Linked DNA regions of Homo sapiens: regions 2, 3 and 4 are each linked to region 1. The links are chromatin contacts, found by Hi-C in ENCODE. All regions are on one chromosome and are shown on one strand. Each heading gives the region's core, a stretch centred on a gene start or an enhancer-like site at or near the end of the contact. The rest is flanking DNA. Distances are from core to core; before and after follow the strand shown. Region 1 holds the start of SNRPB2 (small nuclear ribonucleoprotein polypeptide B2). Region 2 holds the start of TMX4 (thioredoxin related transmembrane protein 4). Region 3 holds the start of PYGB (glycogen phosphorylase B). Region 4 holds the start of NAPB (NSF attachment protein beta).

What was found. Hi-C counts contacts between places; a loop is a spot of excess contacts on that map. Pooled maps may share reads with other maps.
Region 2: a loop to region 1 is called in a pooled map, with 8 times the contacts of the local background. The contact joins the promoter of TMX4 here to the promoter of SNRPB2 in region 1. A Hi-C loop is called at or near these places in 2 of 50 pooled maps.
Region 3: a pooled map shows a loop between it and region 1 (7-fold over the local background). The contact joins the promoter of PYGB here to the promoter of SNRPB2 in region 1. A Hi-C loop is called at or near these places in 3 of 50 pooled maps.
Region 4: a pooled map shows a loop between it and region 1 (15-fold over the local background). The contact joins the promoter of NAPB here to the promoter of SNRPB2 in region 1. A Hi-C loop is called at or near these places in 6 of 50 pooled maps.

The regions. Positions count from the first base shown.
Region 1 is chr20:16,728,715-16,731,382 of GRCh38, reverse strand. SNRPB2 (small nuclear ribonucleoprotein polypeptide B2) reads right to left here and starts at 1,357. Exons shown (of 7, transcript NM_003092.5): 1 at 1,219-1,357. RefSeq lists a silencer at 900-949 and enhancers at 1,100-1,219, 1,270-1,319, 1,378-2,246.
Region 2 is chr20:8,018,432-8,021,099 of GRCh38, reverse strand. It overlaps TMX4 (thioredoxin related transmembrane protein 4), which reads left to right and starts at 1,339. Exons shown (of 8, transcript NM_021156.4): 1 at 1,339-1,662. The coding sequence starts at 1,487. It overlaps TMX4-AS1 (TMX4 antisense RNA 1), which reads right to left and starts at 1,194. Exons shown (of 7, transcript NR_184034.1): 1 at 996-1,194; 2 at 1-709. RefSeq lists silencers at 1,339-1,578, 1,689-1,828.
Region 3 is chr20:25,246,727-25,249,394 of GRCh38, reverse strand. PYGB (glycogen phosphorylase B) reads right to left here and starts at 1,310. Exons shown (of 20, transcript NM_002862.4): 1 at 974-1,310. The coding sequence starts at 1,216. RefSeq lists silencers at 667-1,046, 1,357-1,546, 1,557-1,746, 1,927-2,006, 2,025-2,278 and an enhancer at 1,197-1,276.
Region 4 is chr20:23,420,170-23,422,837 of GRCh38, reverse strand. It overlaps NAPB (NSF attachment protein beta), which reads left to right and starts at 1,350. Exons shown (of 11, transcript NM_022080.3): 1 at 1,350-1,533. The coding sequence starts at 1,436. RefSeq lists an enhancer at 972-1,161 and silencers at 1,412-1,501, 2,132-2,361.

The DNA.
Region 1 (2,668 bases), core at 108-2,607:
TTTTCTTTCCACCTCCTCAATGAAATAATTTTAAAATGTAGATTTGAAGAAAAATGACCAAAGTAGCAAATGTACATCCAGTAAAAATCATAAGGTTAGACATTAATGAAGTTTGCCAACTACTTAATGGGTGCACTTACAAAGTCCTTCCATACCTATTAATTTGTATACAGCATCACCAAGCTGTCTGGACTCCAAGGTTATCTCTAACCGACTTGAAAGAAAGGAGCTCAATGACAGCAGTGTGGCATGACGATTAAACTCAGATTCCAGTATCAGCCAGATGTGAATTCAAATCCTATTTATGCTTCTTACTAGCTGTTTGCCTGAGGGAAGTTCCTTAACCTCTCAGGTCCTCATCAGTAAAATAAGAATGGTAACAGAACCTACCCAATAGAACTCAGAAGACTAAATGAATTCTAGCACAGTTCTGCATCAGCGGTAAACACTTAAGAGTAGCTATTATTAACAGCTATTACCAGGTAAGGAACTTGCCTAAGGTCACACAGCTAATAAGCATCAGGCCTGGAAATTCAGCCCTTGCTTTCTCCTCTACACTTGTCTTCCTCATATACCACACTATTGCATTTTTTACATGGTTTTTACTTGCAAATTGTGAACTTGGATGATTTCCTTGTGTGCCCCACATATTCCTTTATCTCACAGTATTTACAGAGCATCCACTGTATGTGAACTGCATTGGATGATTGACAAGGGAAGAGCCTACAAGCAGGGGCTGCACTTGTGCAGGTAACAGGTAAAACGTAACGCTTCTCAAAGCCTTGCGACCCCCTAAATCGAAATCTGGAGAAGGGGCAGGGGTCGCAAAGGAGACGACGAAAGGGAAGTGACTGAGGCAGAGGTCAAAGTGAAGGTAGGGGGACAAAGGGGAGGCTCTTGCAGGGTTTCATGCGAGGTTTGATCGTGGGCTGCGTTGTTACAGGGACACCCTGAATTACCCGCCACCACCAAAAGGGAGCCGCTGGAAGACACCTGAAAGCGCAGTGAACTGTCCACGCCTCGCACGAGCAGACTGACATTAACTATCCTTTACTTCGTACGCGCAAGCCTCCCGCCTCTCCAGACACAAGCACCTTCGCCCAAGGCCCCCTAACGAAGTCCAAGGGAGCTGCCACGCGATGCCCGGCCCCAGAGTCAGTCTCCTCACCCCCAAGCCTGCCCCTCCGAGATCCAAACCCGGGCCAAACGCGTACCCACCCCAGCTTCGCGCTTCGTCCGCTCCCAGCTGCAACAGGGGAGAAAAGGGCCGAGGAGCCAGGAAAACCGAAACAGCGAGGTAGAAGGCGCACGAACCCACCTAAGGCCTACGCCGACTACTGTAAGAACCAAAAGCAGGAAACGGAGCCAGGCACCGGAAGCAACGTAGCCACGCTCCTCAATCGAGCGCCGACAAGTCTAGAAGCCGAGCACAGAGCCGATCGATGCTTCCGGGTCTCTGGCAGCCAGGGCTGGCAATCTCTCTGCGCGTGCGTCTGCCCTGCGGGCAGGAGAAGAGTCCGGAAATGGAAATGGGGAAAGAGAAGGGGGTTGTGAGGACCATGCTGCGAGGGAATAGTGAAGGGGAGTGAATCATTTCCCCTACCACGACCTTGCGAAGCTTTACCCGGCGCAACAGTGCCTTCCACCTTTACAAATCCTATGTAATTTTACAGGCGCTGCCCCTCATGCTATGGGGCAGTTAGTCCTGGTTTCGCCCTTCTTTGGGCTCTAGCTACCCCGGTTTAAAATCACCTTTAGGATAGCCAGTTCCTCCTGCCTCCGAGTCTCCTCTGATTCATGGGGCTCTGCAGGAACTGTCCTCCAACACTGTGCTGATGAACTTGAATCTCAGAGGCTACTCAGTTTGAGGGCCCAGGGCAGACAGAACTGGTGTCTGCCCAATTCTCATCTCTCACCAGATAAGGCAACCATGCTGACTAGAACCCAGTCATCTGTAAGATCATCTGCCTCAATTCACTCGAAAAAATAATTCCCTACCACCCTTCCCACTCTTTTCTTCCAACAAAAGGTCTAGATTTTTCTAGGGTATTCTAAGGAGTTAGTATTTATGCCAAGCTGAATGGGAGTTCCCAAAGTGCATGCATTCATTCATCCATCCATTCATCAGATGTCTGTAAAGCATCACCTGGAATATGAAATGGTTGTTAAGAGTCAACTGGAACCTAATCTTGTACCCTCTGCTTAACTAATCTCTCTGACCTTCACTTTTTTCATCTGTAAAATAGGGATCCTAATAGTACCTCCTTCTAGTTGTTGTAAGCATTAAATGAGCTAAAATAAATGTAAAGTGATTGGCACATTGTCAGACACAATAAATGCTCAAAAATGTTATTTCTGAATTCTGGCTATAACTTGGTTCTACTGGTGAGGCAGGTAGCTGTCAAATAAGTTGGTTTTATCAGCTGGGAATTTTTATTTTTTAAAAACACCCAAAGTTGCAACAACTTGAAAATAATATAAGCTTTTTAAGGGTGGGGTTTTTGTCTGCTCTGTTCACTCAAGTACCCTTAGTAATGGGAAAAGTGACTGATAATTAATATGCATTGGATAATTCAATGAATGACATGGAAAACTAGGCAACAGTAAAACAAATATGCTTTGAACATGCACCTGAGTGTAGAGAATGTTAAGGGATCACAGAAAAGCA
Region 2 (2,668 bases), core at 90-2,589, 8.7 Mb after region 1:
TTTTCATTTTGTAAATTTTCCAACATATGCATGAGTAGGTAAAGTAGCAAAATGAACTTAGCTTCAACACTGACTGATGTTGCACCACTTTTCTTTCACCTATCTTCTTTCCATTCCCTACATTTTATTTCTGGAGCATTGTAAAACAAATTCTACACATCATTCTATCATGAAAGTGATAAAATGACAGAATTCCTGTTTATGAGTCACTTCTTTTTACAAGCACAGTAAAATGTTTTCCATTGAGTTTATGGAATTGATATGTATGTACTTAATAACAGTGAGTCTTAGTAGCATTCATTGCAAAGACATTTTCTTAAATTTCAATAGTTTGTAAACCCTTGAGTGTTTTATTTTAATGATAAGGGCTAGGTCCACATAGTTTTTAGCTAATACTAATTAATGCATAATGCAGGCCAGATCTTCTCTTCAGGCAAAATTAACTTCCCTCTCCTATAAGTATTGATTGAAATTTGCTCTCATGTGCCCTGAAGTACTTTTAGTCTTATTGCTGTCTTTGTTTTAAGCCGAGGGCAGAAACCACATCCTTTTCATGGTCTATTAACCACATTACCGAGGTTCATGGTTTGCACAACTAGTAAACACATACAAAGCACCCTTTGAGAAAGCTTCCTCATCCTTTAATTGTAATCCAGTCTTATATATTAACGGTGTGGTGGTCCCAAGGTACAGATTCATCTAATGTGACCTGGAAAGAAATTTGGAAATCACTTAAGGCTACCCTCATTTTAGATCTGACAAAACTGTAGTCAAGAGAAATGTGAGGTCCATTTTACTGCAGGTGGCAATAGTCTTAATTGACTCATTTTATCGGCTAGTACCCATGTTTTTAAGAGTTTCTATGAAATTAACATTTTTTGTAAAAAAAATGCAATTGCATAGGCTAGTTTCATCAATATCCTAAATTAGTGATGCTTCAATATACACATGCAGAGTACTTAAATTTTCCTCTCTCTTCAGCAGGAGATACTCACCACGTCCCTCCATTTTTCATTAAACATACGTGTACCTTGCAGCCCGTTGCTTTTATATTTGCTATCATTGAAGAGGGGATGGATTTTAAAATTACTGGCCATGTTTCCCTTTAGAGAAGCCCACACGCGCCAACCCTGCCCTTATTGGAGCCTGGGCAGCAGCGGTGCATGTTCTAACTTAGGCAACGTTGGGTCATCTGTTTATTGTCAGCTTGGCGGTCAGGAAGAAAGGGCGGTGGTTGCTGAGGTAACCGACACCCCGGGCAACGGCAAGTGGAGGCGGGAGGGGGCGTGGCCTCGACGGGCAAGCGGCGATAAGAGGTGGCGTCCTCCGCGGCATTGCGAGCACCGCCAGTCTGCGCCGCTAGGCGTAGGCGGGGTGGCCCTTGCGTCTCCCGCTTCCTTGAAAAACCCGGCGGGCGAGCGAGGCTGCGGGCCGGCCGCTGCCCTTCCCCACACTCCCCGCCGAGAAGCCTCGCTCGGCGCCCAACATGGCGGGTGGGCGCTGCGGCCCGCAGCTAACGGCGCTCCTGGCCGCCTGGATCGCGGCTGTGGCGGCGACGGCAGGCCCCGAGGAGGCCGCGCTGCCGCCGGAGCAGAGCCGGGTCCAGCCCATGACCGCCTCCAACTGGACGCTGGTGATGGAGGGCGAGTGGATGCTGAAATTGTGAGTGTGCCCGCCCGCCCCGGACGCCGCAGTGTCCTCGCGGGCGTCACCCTCCCAAGCCCGCGCGGCCCGGTGGCGATCCCGCATTGCCGCTTGGGCTCAACCTAAAACCCCGGACCAGGCTTGCCAACAACCTGCGGCGCCGGTGCCGGGCCGCTTGCGATCCTGCACTGCCGCTGGGCTCGACCTGGGGTCCGCGGACCCGCCTTACCAACGACCTGCGGCTGTGGGGCCCGGCCGCTCGCGCCGCGCATGCGCGCCGAGCCCTCGCGGTGACAGCCGAGGGTGCAGCGCGTCCCCTTGCTTTGGGGGACAGTGTTTTCGGGGTGGAGTGGGCAGCTTCCCATAGGGAGGAGAAGGGAAGGAAGAAAATCTGCAAGCAAACCGTGTGCTTTTAGATACAGATATGTATTGGAAGAGAAAGGACATTCAGTGACATCCACGTGCAGTATGAATACGTAGCACAGGCTAAGCAAGTTACCTGTTGAAGAAATTGCAGCACGGTGAAGGCAGGCCATTTGTGTCGTAGTCTTCCGTTTGAAGACCTGGAGATGTCATTGTGAGAATAAAACATAAATATGGATGCCTTTTAAATTTTACAGTATGATTTCAAATAAATGTTGATACTTATTATAACTTGTAAAGGTAGGACTTTCTGAGTAATATTAATAATTGTGCCATAAAGAAAAGAAGATACGCATTGCCCCTTTTAACAATAGAAAGCAAATGGTGGATAGTGCCTTTTCTTTAAGGAGATGGGAAACTACAGTTTTGAGTTAGGAGAAAGAAAGGGATTTGTTGATTATAGTTTAACCTTATAATAGGAAGTGACCATTTGAAAGAGGCTTGCAGTGGATGGTGGGCAGATGTCTGAGCGGGCTTGAGAGACCATCATGGTGGGCTTGCAGACTCTCTCTCTCTCTCTCTCTCTCTCTCTCTCTCTCTCTCTCTCTCTCCCCCTCCCTCCCTCCCTCCCTCCCTCCCTCCCCCTCTCTCTCTCTCTCCT
Region 3 (2,668 bases), core at 61-2,560, 8.5 Mb before region 1:
AAAGCAAACGACAACAACAAAAAACTGGCAACAGGGGGCTGTGCAAGACTACCATGTACCTATCAAACTGAAAACTACCATCCTATCCATTGACCTGCAAAGCTGTTTATCAGTGAAAAAGTTACAAATGTTTACGAATGAAACAGAAAATCTAAAAAACTGTATGTGCATTATACTTTTTAAAAATGTGTATGTATATTTAGGAATACCAAAAACACAGCAAGAACACAGGCCCATAGTAAACATGGTTAAGAGTAACGGGGACAATCAGTGACTTTGTTTCACTACTCAAACAAATTTTTGCAAGATATAAAAAGTAACAATTAGTAAGATGATCTCTGTCAACTTCAACCCAAGCAAATTTCTCCAAGGGAGGTGTGGGAACCTCTAAGACAGAGCCTTCTTCGAGGGCTCCATCTCCATCTCTGAGCTTCGTACCCCTCCCTGCGTGAAGCAGGCATCTTCAGTGATTTTCTTCTAAGCAGCGTACACAAAAAAAAGTCTCACAATTCCCTGCAGATTACCGAGCTCACCCCATTCCAACCCACAAGGCTGCCCAGGCCTGGTTCCAGTCCCATTTTCTCCCACAGGCTGCTGCAGGAAAACAAAGAGTGGCTGGAGGCAGGGGCGGGGAGCACCGGCTCTGCAGCCAGCGCGGAAGCGCACGGCCAGAAAGAGACCGGGAACGTCCGCCAGGCTCCCGGGCTCAGCATCATCTGCGGGGGACGGCGGACCCCGCCAGGCGCGGGCTCCCAGTGGGGCGGACCCGTGGCCGCGGCCCTGCGCAGGGGACGCCCGGGCCCCGCCGACTGCGGCTTCCAGGCGACTCCCCAGTCGGCTGTGCCTGGCCGCCGGCCGGCTAGGGGCGCAGGTAACGCCCGACGGGCCGCCCCGCAGAGACCCCCGCTGGCGCGGCTCCGGGACCGGCGCCCTCTCAGCGGGCACGGGCGCACAGGGCGGGGCAGCGCCTCACCTTGGGGTCGCGCTCGTAGTAGTGCTGCTGCGTGCGGATCCAGCGGCCCACGAGGTGGTCGCGCACCGTGTGCGCCAGCGCGAAGAAGTAGTCGCGGGGCGTGGCCACATTGCGGTCCTTGACCAGCGTGAAGTGCAAGTGCCGGTTGAAGCTCTTCCGCACCTCGGCCACGTCGCCTAGCCCCGCCAGGCCGCGCACGCTGATCTGCTTCCGCTTCTCGCTGTCCGTCAGCGGCTTCGCCATCGCGCCGGCGGAGGCGGAGGAAAAGAGATGGAGGAGGAAAGCGGCGGCACACGCGAACGCCGGGATGGTGCAGCTGCTCTGGCGCCGCTGCTCTGGCGCCCGGCACTGCGGCTCTGCGGGCGGGATGGACCGCGCCTGCGCGCCGCGCCGGGGCGGGGCCTCGGGGGGCGGGGCGGGGCCTCGGGAGGGCGGGGCGGGCGTCCAGGCTCATAGCTGAGATCTCTGGTGTAGTCCGAGGCGGCAGCGACCTGTCCACGCCACCTGAGCGTGGTGTTTGCCCCCTCGTTGGGCAAGCCCGGCAGAAAGTGGGAGCGACTGGAGGGGGCAAGGGACCCGGGGCCTCGGAGCGTGCCGTCGTGGCCGCTCCTGCCAGCCCGGGGACGGTGCGGGAAGGGGGCCCTGCCCTCCGGCCCTCGGGTTCCTGGGACCGGCCCTCCCGCCCTGCACCGGGTCACCAGGTGCCCCGCGGGAGCGCGCTGGGCTCGGGCTGTGGCCGAGACCTGGTACACGTTCGGGGAAACTGATTACAGCTTGAAAGGCATCCACCAACGCCTGCTGGGCCCGGTCTTCTCTGTCCGGGGCAGGGCGGCTCTGAAAATACCAGCTATTTGCTTGCCACTCCAGGCCGATGACAGACGTGGAGAAAACCAGCTGCCAGCGAGCTGGAGACGCCCGTTCCCGAGGGCGCGAGGCAGCCACAGCCAAATGCCACCACGACCCCGCCTCGGAGGGACCGCAGCCCCCTAGCCCTCGGAGAAACCCTGTTCCCGAAACCACCTGGCAGACGCTGTCCGCTTTGAGATTACAGCAGGGAGAAGGAAACATGCCCGTCTGGCCGGGGAGCTCAGCCACTAACCGAGACTTAGCCTCTGTCATCCCAATCCAGGCTGCAGCTCCAGATAGGGGGCGTCTGCACACAGCTTCCCACACTTGGCCCCGCGGAACACAGTCCTGCTGGCCTCAGCCTGTGGGAACCCTGCTTCATGTAAAGGTCACCTAAACTCTGCCTTCCCTCAACCCCTTCAAACTCTGCCTTTCCCTTCGTTCTTGGGAGGCGCTCCCTCATTGCAGTGGGTCAGTACACCCGATTTTGTGGACCACAGGTTTGCTCCTGGTGGTCTTGGGCTGAAGGGGCTGCAAAGGTTACTGAATTTCGTGGAGGTAAAAATTGCCCGCAGGAAATGTCATGAAAGTCCAGGTGCAGTAGGTTTCCTGGTGTGATGCTTCAAAGTTATCTTCTTACCTGGAGCCCCTTCCAGCTGCAGACTTCAGAGGTCGGAGGTTAATCAATCTGGAATGACCCCACAGCCCACCCAGCTCCAGCTCGGGATTCACTCCTGCACTATGTCCTAGGGATTCTGGAGCCAACAAGATCGAACTTCGGGCACAGATGGCAGGGCTGTGGGGTCGAGCTTGGCTGCAAGCTCCGAACACTGATGCAATCTCTCTGAG
Region 4 (2,668 bases), core at 101-2,600, 6.7 Mb before region 1:
CCTAGGAATCAGTATTTCTTAAATATCCATTAGAGCTTCTGCATCGAACCACGTTAGGGAACAACTGATTTAATCAACACACTGATTTACTTAGGAGCTTTTGACTTAGCCTCACTCCATTAAGCCCCCATAGACTGCTCTGCTTTCCAAATGCTTATGTTCACTTTTTACAGTTTTTCTCTGGTCTCCCCTGCATTTACGGTCACCTCCAATTTCCCGCCTCCTTCTCTCTCCAAAAACACACAGCTCAGCTTTTCAAAGTTAGAATAATGCATGTAGTAATCGTAAATAAACTGCACGAAGAGCTGAGATTTCTTTCTATCTCTACGGAGTCCTGAAATGTATGAACTCTGTGACATGTGCTTTAGTCAACTTTCTTTCTAGGAGTTTGGCCCCTCTTGCCTTGCCCTCTACAGACAGTCTTCATTTTCTAAAATTTTGCATGCCAGTGCCCAGAGTGTATTTATTAACAGTTTGAAACTGTCATAAATCTCACTTGGCAGTGATTTTCTTATTAGTTTCAGCATCTCTGCCTTAGCACTGCCAAGCTTGAATGGTCTAGACATTGTCTTCAAAAATAACTCCCTCTGGGACAGGCCTGAAAGTCTCTGGCACAGGATCCCATCTATCTATGGATACTTCTCCTAGGAGATTAGAAGTCTTCCTGGCAGGCAAACATTTTGTCCCTGGAGATCCATCCACTATGGCCAGTATTATGTAAAGGATAAGAGTTCAATGGTTCACATCCATTGAATATAATTCAGTCAACAAAAGAGTGGATTATGCATATATTGCATATATGCAACTCATTTATAACCAAGGAAGAGAGGACCAACAGAAAGTTACAGTTTGGGGAGATTTAAAAATAACTGAACTTATATTGGGGACGTCTTGCTCTTGGAGATAAAAATGGCTCTTATTGCCAGCTGTTGCTCGTTTTTTGGTGGGCGGTATCAAGCATGTGATGCTTTGGTGGCTACACCAGATTCTCTTTTGCAGAACTTGCATGAAGGGTGTGGGTTCCATCCAATCTGTTATCCCCTGTTCCTTCATCCATCCCATTGCCATGCGAGTCTTACTGAGGAGGTGATCTTTACTAGAGGCCACGGATCATTTTTCCATTTCTGCATACATACAAAATTAAAGTTCACCTTGGCCCAGGACCCCTTTGGGGGGGTCACGCCCCCTGCGCCGACGTCCTGGGAGCTAGCGGTGCGCAAGCTCGGCTCACACACACCCCGCCCCGGGGCCTCCTGGGAACTGTAGTAGGCGGCTCGCGAATCCCCGCCGCCATGACAGGACCCGGACTACAGCTCCCGAAAGGCCTCGCGCGTCGCGCCTGCGCCTGCGTCCCTGCGGCCGCCAGAGGGAGGGTTAAGGCGCCTGGGCGCACAGCGAGCCGGCTGAGGGGGCTGTGGCGGCCGCGGCGGGCGACATGGACAACGCGGGGAAGGAGCGTGAGGCAGTACAGCTGATGGCGGAGGCCGAGAAGCGAGTCAAGGCCTCCCACTCCTTCCTCCGAGGGCTGTTTGGGTGAGCGCCAGACCGTGCGTGCCCTGGGGGGGGGGGGTCTCCGTACTTGGCCCCCTTCCTTTCAGGCTGACCCCCCGAGTCCCCCACGCAACCTCTGGGGCCCTCAGACCACGTCTAGGGGCCCTCAGCCTGCAGGCGCCCTCCAGAAATCCTGTAGGGTCCCCCAGCGCCCCCTGGAGCCCCCAGGACGCCCAGGGGCCCTCAGTCCGCACGCGCCCTCCAGAGACCCCACAGGCCCCCCCAGGGTCCCTGGAAACCCCGCATCCTCCCAGGGGCTCTCAGCCCCCACGCGCACTTTAGAGACCCCCTAGGGCCGGCAGAACTCCCCAGGGTTCCTCAGCCCCCACACGCTCTCCGGATCCCCTAACACGCCCCCTTAGAATCCCCAGAGTCTCACAGGGACCCTCAGCCCCCACGCGCCTTTCAGAGAACCCCTAGGACCCCCAGAGCTCCCCAAGCGCCCCACGAAGCCCCTAGAACACTCTGGGGGGGGGGCTGTCAGCCTCACGCGCCCTCTGGAGACCCCAGATCGCCCCCCTCGCCCTGGCCCGGGTTGGTGCGGGGGTCCCACGACCTAGAAGGTCAGCGGCTCCCTGAGGCCCGCGGGCGCGGTAGCTCGGGGCGCGCGTGGGGCCCCCTTCTCAGTGCGTAGCGAGTCGTATTGGTGCATTTCGCCACGCTGAAGCCCGTATCGCTCCTGAGACCGGTCCGGGTGAGGCGCGCCGGGGTGGAGCCGGAGGGGTGGGTGCGGGGGCCGCCCCCGGCGCCTGGAACGCGCACCTGGGGGCGTCCCGCCTGCAGGTGGGCCCCGCCGGGGAGGGGGCGGTCCGGCGAGGGATCCAGAGCTGGTGTGCTTGTTGGCCTCTCTCCAGGGGCCTTGCGCCGAGTACACCTTTAGTAAATACTTGACTAATGAACGAATATATTTTCTCAGCATAGTATTTTTCCTTCTCCGGAGATTGATTGATAGCCAGAGCCTCCTGTTTGATTAACGGTAACGCTGCTGCTGTTTAAGTCAGGCGTCCTTTGGGAATCCCTTTAATTTCCTGTAATTCTTCCGTGCTCTCCTAAGGAGGATTTTAAATTCCAACCTCTCAAAAAGCAGAGCCCGCACTGACAGCCCGGAAGAATTCTG